3 separate regions of the Homo sapiens genome follow, and regions 2 and 3 are each linked to region 1. The links are chromatin contacts, found by Hi-C or POLR2A ChIA-PET in ENCODE. All regions are on one chromosome and are shown on one strand. The core of a region is the stretch at or near the end of the contact, and the rest is flanking DNA. Distances in the headings are between cores, read along the strand shown.

The links. Hi-C counts contacts between places; a loop is a spot of excess contacts on that map. ChIA-PET counts read pairs that join two places held with the same protein, here RNA polymerase II (POLR2A). Pooled maps may share reads with other maps.
Region 2: POLR2A ChIA-PET joins it to region 1 with 12 read pairs in B cell. The contact joins the enhancer-like site here to the promoter of MAPK1IP1L in region 1. POLR2A ChIA-PET finds 5 or more read pairs at or near these places in 2 of 52 experiments (B cell and WTC11).
Region 3: a map of CD8-positive, alpha-beta T cell shows a loop between it and region 1 (6-fold over the local background). The contact joins the promoter of TIMM9 here to the promoter of MAPK1IP1L in region 1. A Hi-C loop is called at or near these places in 2 of 168 maps with a recorded cell type or tissue (CD4-positive, alpha-beta T cell and CD8-positive, alpha-beta T cell) and 8 of 50 pooled maps.

The regions. Positions count from the first base shown.
Region 1 is chr14:55,048,910-55,053,964 of GRCh38, forward strand. MAPK1IP1L (mitogen-activated protein kinase 1 interacting protein 1 like) reads left to right here and starts at 2,738. Exons shown (of 4, transcript NM_144578.4): 1 at 2,738-2,894. SOCS4 (suppressor of cytokine signaling 4) reads left to right here. Exons shown (of 3, transcript NM_199421.2): 3 at 1-580. RefSeq lists enhancers at 2,100-2,789, 2,329-2,528 and silencers at 2,559-2,798, 3,149-3,308.
Region 2 is chr14:50,385,950-50,391,004 of GRCh38, forward strand. All of the region lies in intron 2 of CDKL1 (cyclin dependent kinase like 1), which reads right to left. Among named protein-coding and RNA genes, the nearest start is that of CDKL1, 8.4 kb to the right of the region's middle. Within about 2 kb of position 2,807, at least 9 of the 41 ENCODE cell types and tissues checked have a DNase peak (open chromatin) inside an H3K27ac peak, as active enhancers do.
Region 3 is chr14:58,425,536-58,430,590 of GRCh38, forward strand. It overlaps TIMM9 (translocase of inner mitochondrial membrane 9), which reads right to left and starts at 1,996. Exons shown (of 6, transcript NM_012460.4): 1 at 1,857-1,996; 2 at 1,519-1,707. It overlaps KIAA0586, which reads left to right and starts at 2,184. Exons shown (of 31, transcript NM_001329943.3): 1 at 2,184-2,928; 2 at 3,828-3,898. The coding sequence starts at 2,730. RefSeq lists enhancers at 188-1,131, 2,146-2,195, 2,266-2,455.

The sequences.
Region 1 (5,055 bases), core at 1,488-3,987:
TCAAAATATCTTTGTAGTGGATGCTGCATAATTACATTCACTTCTCTTAGACTGTAAAAGACTTTCTTGACTTGTTTTAACAGTAGAGATAGCAGTACAATTTGAATTTATGGTTTAGGCTCTGCAATTAGAGGAACAATTGCAGTTTCCTCCTACCCTTCATATGGTCTGTGTAAAACTGATGTTTGCTTAACTTATTTTAAAAGTTGATTACGTTTTCAGAAAATAAAGATAATCACTTTTGCCATGGTTATAATCAAATCTAAGCTTTCAGACTTGAGAGCCATGGTGTAAAACTCAAGGAGGTTTATTTAAATTATGCTGACTTTGCTAGAATTGGATAAATTCTGTATAAGCCAAGTATGAGTTCACATGTACTCGAATATACAGTTTTCACAAAGCTATTACTCTCATCAGTCAGGCTTGTATGATCTATTCCTTACCACAAAAGAAGTAGACAATTGCCACTTTTATTTCTAATCCTTAAGTTGAATGTTTCTTCTTGGATGTAAGTTCAAATAAATTGATCTGGATAAATTTTCATTTCTACTTAATTAAAACTTCCTATGTAAAATCCAAAGGCTTTGTGTTTTATTTTAAAAACATAGTCTTTACTTCACACATTCAACTTAGAATCTGAAAAAGATAGAGAAACCCATATTCTTACATATTTTCTAATTTATAATACACTCCTTTTAGTTTTTTTGTGTTTGGGACTTCCAGAAGCAGGTGCCAAAATGTGATTAGAGGTGCAAGAGATTTATTTGGAGTGAAACACCTAGAAAGATAGAGAAGGGAGCAGAAGGTGGGGAATTCTTCATACCACACAGAAAGTCTGACACCTAGAAGGAAGGATTGGGTAGGGGAGCTTCGGACTTCAGTGCATCTTGAGACTGCTAGATGAGGACTTGGTTCCCAAGCAAAGGTTGCCTGTAGAGAAGCCCACAGGGACAGGAATGGCCTAGATCTAGACCCCTCCAACGTGCTCAGCTACTGGCTGATTGCAGGCAAGGAAAAGTTGGAGGCTATCCATTACTGGTACACAGCGCCAGGACTAGGGTATGGTGAGGCACTTAGGGACAAATATTTGACTATACGACTAAGGAAGACAATGTTTTGGTACAATATTGTAATATCTGAATTGATGCAAAAAAGCCTATGATGAGCAAGATACCAAATTTCAAATCAAACCTGACCAGATTACTGATTTCTTGTTGCTTCAGGTTTCAGCATGGCTCAAGGCACTGCTGATTCACTGTCACCAGTGAGAACAGGCTAGGTCCACACCAGTCGTGTAATTTTCCATAGGCCTGTGTGCCCTTACCCAAAAATAAGACTCTCGGCTTAGGTATTTGAAGTTCCTCTGTTGCCCCTTTTTCAGTGTGAGAATTGTGTGTGCTGTGGAAAACATCCAGGGATGTCTTCCTTTAAACAAGTTCATGGTTAAATGGCCACCCACTCACTCACTAATGCCTTACACAAAGCAAGATGCAAGTGTACCACATACTTTTAGGATATTTTTATATCTTAAAAAATGTATATTGGCCGGGCACAGTGGCTCACGCCTGTAATCCCAGCACTTTGCCGAGGAGGGCGGATCACAAGATCAAGAGATCGAGACCATCCTGGCCAACGTGGTGAAACCTCGTCTCTAAATACAAAAATTAGCTGGGCAAGGTAGCGCGCGCCTGTAGTTCCGGCTACTTGGGAGGCTGAGGCAGGAGAATCGCTTGAACCCGGGAGGCGGAGGTTGCAGTGAGCCGAGATCGCACCGCGCCACTGCACTCCAGCCTGGCGACAGAGCAAGACTCCGTCTCAAAAAAAAAAAAAAAGTATATTGCATATATGTATATATTTTGCACACCATATAATTATCACGACATCTTTATTGCTAGTTAGTAGGTTCCTTGACTGGGGTCATGTCATCTGTGCCTGACACAGGAGGTAATGTTTATTCAGAAATGAAGATGGCGGCTGGGCACGGTGGCTCACACCTGTAATACCAGCTCTTTGGGAGGCCGAAGCGGGCAGATCGCTTGAGGCTAGCAGGGTGAGACCCCATCTCTATCAAAAACACAAAAATAAGCCGGATGTGGTGGCACATGCCTGCAGTCTCAGCTACTCGGAGGCTAAGATGGGAGGATTGCTTGAGACCAGCAGGCAGAGGTTGCAGTGAGCCGAGATCGCGCCACTGCACTCCAGCGTGTGTGACAGAGGCCCTGTCTCAAAAACAACAAAAAAGAACATGGGAGAAGAGGCATTGATGAGGAAAAATCTACAAAGAAAGCAAATATCAATTTGTCAAGCTATTTGCAAACGTCTTCCCTTTCCTGTATTAATATTTTCCCTCTCCCCACTTTTGGCCCGAGGATCTGAGTCCTCGGGTCAGGCCGAAATCAGACCGCGTCCATACCCAGCCTCCTTCGAGGCCTAGCTGTAAAAACCGCTGAGCAAAAGGAATCCAGAATCAGCCCTCAAGCAACTCAAGACAAGTTAGCAATTTCCGCCGGGAAGCCGTGAACATCGGCAGCCACTGGCGTTTCCTCCGAGTCCTCGGAACTCCGGAAACTCTGGGAGCTTTTAGCCCGCCCACCAGGGGAAAGCGGCCCGGAGCCGGCGCCAGGTGGAGCCCATCCCCCTAGGCCTGGCGGGCCGCAGTACCGCCAGGGGCCTGCGGGAGGCGCACGCGGCGCGGCCTGAGGGGAGGGGGAGAACGGGCGGAGGCGGTGCGCTCGGCGCTTCCTGTTCCGGCGCCAGGAGGAGCCGCGCGCTGCTGGTGCTGTTGCCGCCGCTGCTCTAGCTGCCGTCAGTCAGGCTGCGCCCGCGTCTTCAGGGCCCAGTCCCTCGGACCCATCGCCGCTTCTAGACCCTACTGCGGTCTCGGATATTGCCGGGTGAGGCTGCTTCGGTACTAGTGGGAGTCGTGAAGGGGAATCGGGGAGCTGGGGTTGCGGAGCCCGCGGGCGCGGCCAAGCGGGAAGCGGGCGCGGTGACCGAGGTGCATCGAGTCACGTCCAGTGCTCGGGCCGTGGTCGCCTGCCTGGCACCAGGACTAAGCGTTTCTATCGGTCGCCTTCCTCCACGCTGCGGGCTGCCTGGGGATCGCCCCCCAGGGAGAAGGTGTCGGAGGCCGCTGACGTCGCGCCCGACGGGTTTCTGGGCGCCTGACGTCAGGTCTGGCTGCGGGGCGGGGCGGGCGCGGGCCGGCCCCTCCCCCACCCCTTCCCGGCGGGCGCGACCCGCTAGGAGGCCGGTTCGCTCCGGTTGATCCCGGACTCCCTTTGTTCGTGCGTCCCTAAACGGCTGCCGGCCTCGCGCCCCTTGGCCCCGATTTCCCCTCTACCCCCACCCTATTACACTCATTCATTAATTTTTAATAAAAAGGGAAAGGCCTGAAAAGATTCTTACAAGAGTCTCGGGCGCTTGTTAATCCGCAGTGTGACAACGTTCTGGTTATGACTTACTAGAGGAATTGCTCACGGATACATTAGATGAATACCCAGGGCAAACCACGAGAAGGGCAGAATTCAGTGATCTCCTTTTTTAGGACTGAGGAGCACATACCTGCGATAGCGTATGCATAGCTGGACCGTTTTCCTCTTTACCTTGAAAAGCAAGAGTACAGCTTTTAATAGGTAAAGATTCCAGTGTTAAAGCATGAAGCCAGGCTCACTCGACCGCAAGAATTTTTTTTAGTTTTACTACTAGAGAAATACACACCTGGGGGTTGTAAAGGTCTGTTTCGAAAAGGAACCCTCATTACAGGCAAAGGTAGCCTTCAGAAACATTTCATAAGTTCTTTGTTCACTGGTGTTCTTTGGGGGAAGAATAGAAATTTTTCATGCTGGCATCTCTGAGCCCACAATGCAAAGCGAGTTTGCTTCAGAAACTTGGAGTGAATTGCAAATATTGGAATGTTCTTTTCCTCACTCCAGGCGGAATGGGTAAAATCCATCCCCAGTCTCTTAACTGAAACTTTTGAAGCTAGTGTGTTTTGAATTCAAAAATACTTGGATTTTATCTTCATCTTTTTAGAAAGTCATGTTAGACGAGAGATAACACCCCCAGCAGAGTGGGGCACCCCATAATCCAACATTAATATTTGCAGCAATAGATGTGAACATTCATTCTAAGTGGGGGCGAATAGAAACTATAAATAGCTTCAGGTCACATTTTGCCACCATGTAAGTTTTGTGCCAAACTAGGGCAGATAAAGATTTATGGACCTAAAAGTAGGCATCATAAAAGCTAATATTTGTTGAGGTTTTGCTATATTCCAGGCAGCGACTAAGAGATTTGTTTATTAAAAGTTTTACAGCAAATCTATGATGTGGGTACGATTCCGATCTTCCTTTGCCTCAAGTTTGGAGAGTTGGACTTGTCAACTCTGGCCGAACCAACCAGTGAAGAGCTGCAGTTATAGCTAGATAATCATACTTTAACGTTTACTTTTTTACCTATAAGCTAGATGTCCACATACAAAGAAAAGAGAATTTGGTATTTGTTTTCCACCCAAGCACTATTTTTTTAGGCACTTGATTGGACAGAGTCCCATTTAGTTCCTCGCAACATTACTGGCCTGGTTTTTATTTGTTTTGTTTTTTAAACTGCGTGCTTTTTACAAATAGTATGGCCTGTTCTTTATAGTTCGGGTTCATTCAGATGAGCCGACTTTTAGTGAAATAATTCAAACCCTCGTCTAAGGTCACTCTGCTAAGACTTTAATACAACCCTTCCCTTTCTCGCTATATTCTAACCCATCTGAACTGCTTATACCTCCCCAGAGATTCTCCCAGTTTTTACACTAACTGCTCTTCTTTCCCTAGGGCCCATTTCACCGCCCTCTACTCCCGGCTCTTTCCTTATGGTCCTTATGGACTGCAAAAGACAGCACATCTCAGGAATCTCCATGTAATACTATAATTTCTCTAAAGGCCAACACATTGTTTGGCATATATGTTCCAATAAGTATATAACTAAATGCCAAGAAATATTGCAGGTTGCATATCCTTTATCCCAAATGCTTGGGACCAGAAGTGTTTCAGATTTTGGATT
Region 2 (5,055 bases), core at 1,557-4,056, 4.7 Mb before region 1:
ACATAGACTATATATTAGATAATAGTATTGAGTCAATGATAAATTTATTGAGTATGGAAATCATAATGTGATTATACAGAAGAACATCTTTGTTTCAGGAGATTATGCTAAATATTTAGGTAGATGGCTCAGCCAAAAAAGTATGTGTGAGAGAGGGGGAAAGAAAGAGAGAGAGAGAGGCAGAAACAGGGATAAAGGAAGTACAGGCACAATGGCTCATACATGTAATCCCAGGGCTTTGGCAGGCTGAGGTGGGAGGATTGCTTGAGGCTGGGAGTTTGAGACCAGCCCGGGCAACATAGTAAAATCCTATCTCTACAAAAAATAAATAAATTAGTCAGGCACTATGGCTCACACGCCTGTAATACCAGCAACTCAGGAGGCTGAGGCAGAAGGATCACTTGAGCCCAGGATTTCAAGAATACAGTGAGCCATGACTGTGCCACTGCACTGCAGCCTGGGCAACAGAGTGAGACTCTGTCGCTAAAAAGAATGAAAAAAAGACAGAAAGGAAATGCAGCAAAATTCTAACAGTTGATGAACTAATCTAGCGAAGGGTATGCAGGTATTCATTGCAGTATTCTCTCCACTTCTGTATATTTTGATTTTTTTCTCAGAATAAAAGGTTGTAGGAAAAATCCCAGGACACTTTACATAAAATTCTGATTTCTGGCTTTTTAAAAAAGACTCTGGCTGGACATGTTGGGGGTCATGCCTGTAAACCCAGTACCTTGGGAGACCGAGGCAGGAGGATTGCTTGAGCACAGGAGTTTGAGACCAGCCTGGGCAACATGGAGAAACCCCATCTCTACAAAGAATACAAAGAATTGGCTGGGCGCAGTGGCTCATGTCTGTAATCCCAGCACTTTGGGAGGCCGAGGTCAGGAGTTTGAGACCAGCCTGGCCATCTCTACTAAAAACACAAAAACCAGCCAGGTGTGGTGGCATGCACCTATAATCCCAGCTGCTCAAGAGACTGAGGCAGGAGAATCACTTGAATCTGGGAGGTGGAGGTTGCAGTAAGCCAAGATCGCGCCACTGTATTCCAGCCTGGAAGACAGAGCGAGACTCCGTCTCAAAAAGAAAAAAAAAAAAAGAATACAAAGAATTAGCCTAGTGTGGTGATGCATGCCTGTAGTCCCAGCTATTCAGGAGGCTGAGGTGGGAGGATCACCTGAGCCCTGGAGATTGAGGCTGCGGTGAGCCATCATTGCCCCACTGCACTCCAGCCTGGGCAACAGACTGAGACCCTGTCTTAAAAAAAAAAAAAAAATGGGGGTGGGGGTGGTGGGCCTGATGCGGTGACTCATGCCTGTAATCCCAGCACTTTGGGAGGCCGAGGCAGGTGGATCACCTGAAGTCAGGAGTTCACAACCAGCCTGTCCAACATGGTGAAACCCCGTCTCTACTAAAAATACAAGAAATTAGTTAGGCATGGTAGTGGGCACCTGTAATCCCAGCTACTCAGGAGGCTGAGGCAGGAGAATCGCTTGAGCCTGGGAGGCAGAGGTTGCAGTGAGCCCAGATCATATCATTACACTCCAGCCTGGGTGACAAGACCAAGACTCCATCTCAAAAAAAAAAAAGACTGAAAACCCAGCACCTTAGGCTTGCAGTCTGTGGCACTGAGCAGTAGCTGTCCACTTTAGATCAGACATGAGGACCCCAGTTTGCCCCAGTCTCCACCTCTCCATCTTGCCCTATATTCAGACTGCTTCCCTCATTTATGTTAACAGTGTGATTCCACAGACATTTGGGTTTGTTAATCCATAATCCATAACAGAAAATGCTGAACTCAGCTAAAACAATTAATAGACATATGTTATTAATTCACCTCAACAAGCCAATTAAACAATTTGAAGAGAGGGAGCCTAGAATGACCCCTATTAGCAAAAGCAGGATGAAATTCTTAAAGATGTCACAGGATTTTCCACTGAGGTGTTTGTTTGTTTGTTTTGTTTTTTTGAGACAGAGTCTTGCCCTGTCGCCCAGGCTGGAGCACAATGGCTCTATCTCGACTCACCGCCACCTCCACCTCCCGGGTTCAAGCGATTCTCCTGCCTCAGCCTCCCAAGTAGCTGTGGTTACAGGTGCCCGCCACCACACCTGGCTAATTTTTTGTATCTTTAGTAGAGACGGGGATGTTGGCCAGGCTGGTCTCAAACTCCTGACCTCGTGATCCACCTGCCTCAGCCTTCCAAAGTGCTGGGATCACAGGCATGAGCCACTGCAGCTGGCTGAGGTTTTTACTGAGTGAGGAAACACTCCTTCAACTAATATTTGAAGAGCAGAAGCCCTTCCAACTATGAAAGTTCTAATTAGATTCTAATGCTAGGGAGCATTTACATGGTACTCTTAGCATTTAGTGGATGTGGCACTGCACAGAGCACATTCAGTTAAGCACTTAATAAATGCTTTGGATAACAGGCAACCTTGACAGTCCTACTTCTTAAAGCATGTGCCTGTCACCATGATGGTAATGTGCCCAGCAGGACTTCTGGTCTGCTCTTTGAAGACAGTGAGCCTCTTGGGGGACTGTGTGAAGAGCTTTTGCCTCCAGCGCCTCCGTTGGCCGTTGGCCACAGCACTATGTTAAAATCCCACCTTCTGCCCTTCTGTCTGTGCTTTCCTCTTCTATGTTTACTCCCTTTGACCCTCTACTTTCCTGCTCTTGCATCCTTGAGGCTGCTTGACCGCTGTTAGATGTTTGGCCCAAGAGCCCTCTGCCCTCCTCAGCAAAAAATCAGCAAAGCAATGCCAAACAGGGACATAAATCATAGCGATAAGGCACGCCAGGCTCCAGGAAGCACCAGAGCTTGCCCAAGGTCACTCCACAGCTTCAAGCATGATCAGAAACTGAAGTTCCATAGCTGGGTGTGGTGGCTCATGCCTGTAATCCCTGTACTTAGGGAGGCCGAGGGAGGCGGATCATGAGATCAGGAGTTTGAGACCAGCCCGGACAACACAGTGAAACCCTGTCTCTACTGAAAATACAAAAATTAGCTGGGTGTGGTGGCACGCCCCTGTAGTCCTATCTACTGGGGGAGGCTAAGGCAGGATAATCGCTTGAACCCAGGAGGCAGAGGTTGCAGTGAGCCGAGATTGCGCTATTGCACTCCAGCCTGGGCAGCAGAGTGAGACTGTCTTCAAAAAAAAAAAAAAAAAAAAAAAAAAGAGAGAGAAAAGAAAACTGAAGTCTCTAACTGTAGCTCCTGTCCCCATGCCCCTGTCCCTTCTATAAGGCTACTGATCAAAGGGGACAGCAGGGAAAAAAGGGATGCTCTGGACATTCTGCAGGTTACTATTCACGATGAATTAAAATCAAATGAGAGCCTACTTCTGGCACCTAGGATACACTCAACAGTGCCACTCGCCCACACCCCATGCACCTTTTTTCATTTCTCTCCCTCAAAGAGTCATTTTACACATTTTTTCTAATCACTTACCAATGAAATTTTAATATCACAAATATACTATATATCTGTATATGAACCATATGTATATCTGTGCTTTAAACAATAAAAAAGTTAGATTTTTTTGCCACCTGCCAAGAACCAATTTTCACCCTTTAGGAGTGACCTTGTTCTCATTATGAATCTCTGCATTACGTTGTGATATTTATAATTAATTTTCAAATGGACATTTCCCCTCACACTTATTCTCATCTTTGTAGGTGGCAAACCTACAAAGGTTTGTACAAAGGTTTAGAAGGCTATTTTAGCCTTCTAAAATAGTCCATAGGGTTATGGAATGAGATATGGAAAGAACGGCTGTTCAGCTACAATCTGCACTCAGGCCTCCACAGAAGCCACAAATCTCACAGCTAAGGCCCTGCGGGAGAACGGGCAGTATAAATTCTGACGACCAGTCATTGGGAGACTTCAGAGTATGGTGTTTGGTATAAAGTGATGGATGGTTCTGGTATGGGGAAACCACATGGCATGAACTTGGGGACAGACAGAACTGTGTCTGCATTCCAGCTTACTGACCGGGAGGCCTTGGCAAATCATTAACCATACTGAATCCATTTGTAAAATGGGATAACAATATCTACCTTCTAAGGTTGTTATTAGTGTAACGATATCTACCTTCTAAGGTTGTTATTAGTGTAATTTGTGCATCCTAAGTAACAATGATACTTGGCAGTTTGTCCAAATTTACTAGGTCCCTTGCCCCTACCTGCCACATAGCAGTAGATGATTCCTTCTCTTTGTCTCACTTGTTTTTCTTGTTTTCTGGAGGGAGACATGTCATAGACAATGTCCCAGCTGCTGCTTTCAGCCCTTGACCAATGCTGGTCTAATATATTTTAACGCCCCCATACCACCTGCCATAGGTAGAACGTCTGCCCAGGGATCCCACAGTGACACTGTCCTGTCCTTGACCTCCAACTCCGCTAGGAGCATCTACTTTTTCTGCCACTGCTGGCAGAAATTCTTTCTTTCCTCTTCTTACCATTTTCATTCCACAGAGAGAAGGTTCAGCAGCATAGGGGCTTGGGGCCTTAGTAATACAATTATTCTATTGTATTACTTTGTATTTGTATGGTTTGTATTTGTTTTGTATTTGTTTGTTTTGGTTTGTATTACTTTGTATTTGTATGGTTTGTATTTGTTTTGTATCTGTTTGTTTTGGTTTGTATTACTTTGTATTTGTATGGTTTGTATTTGTTTTGTATTTGTTTGTTTTGGTTTGTATTACTTTGTATTTGTATGGTTTGTATTTGTTTTGAACCACATAGCCCTTTCCTTGCCCCTTGCCGGACACACAGATATTCCCCTAGGGGCTGCATGGAGTTCAAGTGCATCCAACTGCTTTATGCAGACCACTGCCCACTTTCCACGACAGGGCCTGTGATGCTCCAGCCCATCATGCCTGACTTCTTGATTTTTCTTTTTTTTTGAGACAGTGTCTTACTCTGTTGCCCAGGCTGGAATGCAGTGGCACAAATCACGGCTCACTGCAGCCTTGACTCCCAGAACTCAGGTGATCCTCCCACCTCAGCTTCCTGAGTAGCTGGGACTACAGGTGCATGCCACCATGCCCAGCTAATTT
Region 3 (5,055 bases), core at 746-3,245, 3.4 Mb after region 1:
TGTCTCTGGAAAAAAAAAAAAAAAGAGGGAAAGGAACTAAAGAGTAATGACAAAGAGCTGTAAGATCCAAATTAAGTTGTCATTTTAATAATTCAGAGTGCCTACACTCAGATCTTAGGTCACTGTTTCTTTCACATAAGTTTCACCTAGAAGGTAAGAGTTAAACTATCTCCAAGGTCTCTGGCGACTCTGACATTGTAGTTCTTTCAGTACACTCATAATATACAATAAATTGTGAACAAACAAGTACCACCTATGAGCCCAATTACGAAGAGAAAATGTAACTAAAATAAAAAATAATGGCCACGTGCGGTGGCTCACGCTTGTAATACTAGCACTTTGGTAGGCCGAGGCGGGTGAATCAAGTCAGGAGTTCGAGACCAACCTGGCCAACATGGTGAAACCCCGTCTCTAATAAAAATACAAAAAAAATTAGCTGGGCGTGGTGGCGGGCGCCTGTAATCCAGCTACTCAGGAGGCCTGAGGCAGAAGAATCGCTTGAACCTGGGAGGCGGAGGTTGCAGTGAGCCAAGATCGCGCCACTGCACTCCAGCCTGTGCCACAGAGTGAGACTTTGTCTCAAAAAACAACACAAAACTCATTAGAGAAACTCAGCAAGTTACAAAAAAATAATAATTAAAAGGGTCTTTAACGCTGAGCCCTTAAAGTCTTTTTTTTTCTTTTTTTTTTAAGACAGTCTTGATCTGTCACTCAGGCTGGAGCACAATGGCGCGATCTCAGCTCACTGCAACCTCCACCTGCCGGGTTCAAGCAATTCTCTTGCCTCAGCCTCCTGAGTAGCTGGGACTACAGGCGCGCGCCACCATGCCCAGTTAATTTTTTGTATTTTCAGTAGAGGCGGGGTTTCACCTTGCTGGCCAGGCTGGTCTCGAACTCCTGATCTCGTGATCCGCCCGCCTTGGCCTCCCAAAGTGCTGGGATTACAGGCGTGAGCCACCGCGCTCAGACTTTAAAGTCCATTTTAAGTCTAGACTTCTATGAAGGTAGACTGCCGAGATGTAAAAGAAATAAAATTAGTTATTTAGCTTTTAGATCGGATTACATTTTCTGCTTTGATTATTCTAAAGCCTCCAGTAAGGCGTAAAGGGAAAGCTCTAAGTAGCGCATCCTGGGAAATGAGCAGATCAGGGAAGGGGTGTTAGACCTGGTATTATGTCTAAAGACGATTTTCATTTAAAGGAGGATCTTCCCCCGGGCAGCTCAAGGTCACATCGTAAATACCTTATAGTCTAATTCAGTGTCCCAAAACAGGACCCCGACTCCCCAGATCCGGGTTGGGGGTGGCTCAGGGCCTAAAGTTCCTACCCTCGCCCAGGTGACACCATCTCCAGGAAGGTCTGCACCCGACCCGGCGAAGCGCTGTCCCGCTTCGCACCCCCCACTGCTCCAGGTACGTGCGGCGGCCTCCTCGGGAGACCCCGCCACTTTCCTGGAGCGTAGCCTGCCACCCCCCGTCCGGGAACCCCGGATTCTCACGGCAGAGAACAGACACCATACTTAAGCACAGGCTCTCGCATCCGACATCAGTACAAGGCTGGGGGTTGTTGGGGGACGGTTGAGCCTTGGGAGGGAGGGTCAGGGTCTGGACAGGAGCCGCGGCCGCCAGATGGGAAAGAACACGTGGGAGCAGTAATGTCAAGTGACACTTAAACCCTTAGACGCCGATTCGTTATAACGCGAGGAAATCTAGAAGAAAAAGCAGGTACCATCAGCGAATTCTAAAATCTCCTAAGGATTAACTTCGGTTATTTTCTGCTTAGACAACGCTTTCTATTCCCGACTTCCTCTCCAATAATGACCCGAATCTGTCGAAACTTCTTGGAAGCCTAATTTACCTAATCCCACGTCCCTAACGGTCTTCGGAAGCGAAGCAGTGTCAACAGTCCCTGGTAAACACAAGTAGTATTACAAGTCGGGAGCTCTTCAAGTCTTGGATGAGACTGTAGAGCGGTCTTGTGCGGCAATGTGCTACCTTAAAATAAATAAATAAATAAACCCCTGTTATGTCCGGAGTTTGTTTCCACCCGGAGAGGAATGGAAGAGCACCAGAGAGCGCTTAGCTTTCTGGTTGGATGTTTTGGGTGAGTTTCTTGGCGCGCATGCGTGTTGTGTCTCAAGGGCGGGTTTGAAGGGAAGTGGGTGTTGACCTGCGGGCAACTGACGCTGTTGTCAGATTACACCCACGACGGTGCGGGTCTCGGGCGTTCTGGAGATACGTAGGGGTGAATTTATGTTTCCGACGATTGCATCTGGAGGGGTGTGTAAGACTCTGTGGCTGAAGAAAGCTATTACGCTTCTTATGTGGGTCATTATTTTAAAAATAGCATTTCGCTTTTATTTGCTTGACTGCCTCTTCTCAACAAATTTTAAGCCCGCCACTACATGTGTTTGGTTTTGCCCTACCAGCTCTGGGGTTGGGGAGTGCACTGTTATGGTTATTGTTGCTCCTGTGGCCATTCTCTTGTCATCCCCACTTTCACATTTTGGCGTGGTGTATTAATAGACTGAGTGGGATTAATGGGTAAATATGACTTTATAGTCAGCTCTAATCCTGGATTCAATATCAGAATTTAGATTTTCAGCTTTGTGGATGTTCGACATTTTAAAAACAGTTATTGCAAAGAGGTGAAAATTTTGTTCTGAAGTCTTAAGGAAACAGAGAAAGTTTTTCCGTCCTTAAGTGTGGGACTTGTTTTGTGACCAACAATATGAAAGGCTCTGAGGTCAGCTTGGAGAAGAAAAAAAAGATTAAGATGCCAGTGAAGAGACTTCGTGAGGTAGTTTCTCAAAATCATGGAGATCATTTGGTTTTGCTGAAAGATGAGTTGCCCTGTGTTCCTCCGGCATTGTCTGCAAATAAACGTCTTCCTGTTGGAACGGGGACTAGTTTGAATGGAACATCACGTGGTATGTGATTCCATGTAGTTTTTCAACCAGTTTTAGTTTAGTAAATCTTTAGTCCTTATTTGTTTAAATTCCCAAACGTAAGATATAAGTCTAGTTTGTACAGATGTTTGAAAACTGACCCTGTTTCCCGGGAAAATGGCCAGGAAGCCTATAAAATGTTTGAATAGATGGAATGAATGAAACTTTAACGTCCCCTGTTGTGCTTTTTTTTTTTTTTTTTGCATTGACTTTTGCATATTTTTTTTTTTATATTTATGGTGGATACACTTAACTTGTATAATGTGCTTTATTTTCCCCCACGTAGTGTTTTTTATAGTTTTCCCCCAAAGTAGTGCTTTTTACCTAATTCACTACTTTCTTTTCATAGTGGGAAAAGCAGGACTTCTGCCAATTGATGGCTTCTATATTCCAATTCACTTAATCTGTCTAGAGCTCAGTGAAAATAAGGATAACATATGCTTTACCCACTTCGCTGCTAATTGTGAGGATTAAATTAATGAATATGTGAGCAAAAACAGCAAAACGCTTTTGTAATGCTGTTCTTTGGGGGATACAGCGGTGACACTCAAATAGTACTGCTGTTAAATTAGACCTTTACATCGTATACATATTTCTACCCATAGTTTGTCCACATCCAATAGTGTATGGTTATATTTTAAAATGTTTCGTGCTTAATCTCACTTTATTGTCAGTACCGAACCTTATTTTCCCAAATATCAACTGTAAAAACTTTCATTCAGATATGTTTAAATACATTTTCTTAACTTTTTTTGCATGCAAATTGTCTTTCCAACTTCTGCGTTATATGGAGTTTATAGATCTTGAATCATGCATATACAGTTTCTAAAGCTAAGGATCTGATTTTAAAATCACTAAAATCTATTCCTTTGTTTTGTTAGGTTCATCAGACTTAACTTCTGCTAGAAATTGTTACCAGCCTCTATTAGAAAATCCCATGGTGTCAGAAAGTGTAAGCAAAAGGATTCTTAATTATGCTCACGTTAAAATTTTCAGTATTGTCAAATAATGCATTCTTAAATTATGTTTGATTAGCAGCATGCCTTGTTTTTATTTAAATATCACTTACCAAAACAAATGTTTTATATACTACAATTGTGACTTTGAATGGTGTTTGAGACATTAAACAAAAGGCCTTCCCTAGAATCAAAAATACCTATTAGTAAGATAATGGCCGCTGAAAGAGATAGGATAACTGAAAAGAAACTCTCTTACTATTCAGGGAAAAGGTGTTCTTGCCCAGAGACTTAACATGTTCTTAGGTAAAAGAAAAGGAACAACTAACAGTACAATTTTTCTTTAATGTGAGGTGTGCTTGCATGTCATTCTAACACTTGTGAGAATGGTTTTGGTTTTCTTAGAAGGGAGGTTCTTTAAGAATAACATGAAATTATCATCTTAACTTTATAATGCCGAAAGTATTTGATAAATACAATGTTTTGGTTATGAGATCTAATCAGACTTTGACGGCTAATCATAGTGTTGACCTATGTATTGTCAGTTTAATAAGTCTGTATAATGAGAGTTTCACAATATGCTATTTTGAAAATTGAAGCTGGCAAACTAATAATTCAATTGAGACTATATGACAATTTTGTCAAAAGCTCACAATAAAATGTATAATTATTTGCTGTACTTGATCCCTAAGTAAATGCCTAGACTTTGGAGTGTTTTTTTGTTGTTTTGTCTTTTTTTTTTTTAAGCAGGCCTTATTTAATGATATCTAAACTTCTCAAATGTATGGATACACTGTTATTGTATAATTGAGAATAAATGGGTGATCTTCGTGATGTTGTGCCATCCTTATCTACTCCATTTGACTCACAGTGAGTCAGATTTTCACATTTCACTGAAGCAACTGAGATGTTAAATGACTTGCTCTGCTACAAGTGGCAAACTGGTTTGAGTCTGAATCTCAGTGCTACATTTGCTTGCTGGTTCATTTACTCATTCATTCACTTGTCTGATAGTGTATTACTCACCCATTCAACAAATCTTTGAGTAGCTTTAAGGTACATCAGAATTGCATGATGATGGAAATGAAGAATATGAAATACACAGTCCTGCCCTCCCAGAACACAGTAGTCACATAGCTAGTAAACGGTTCTT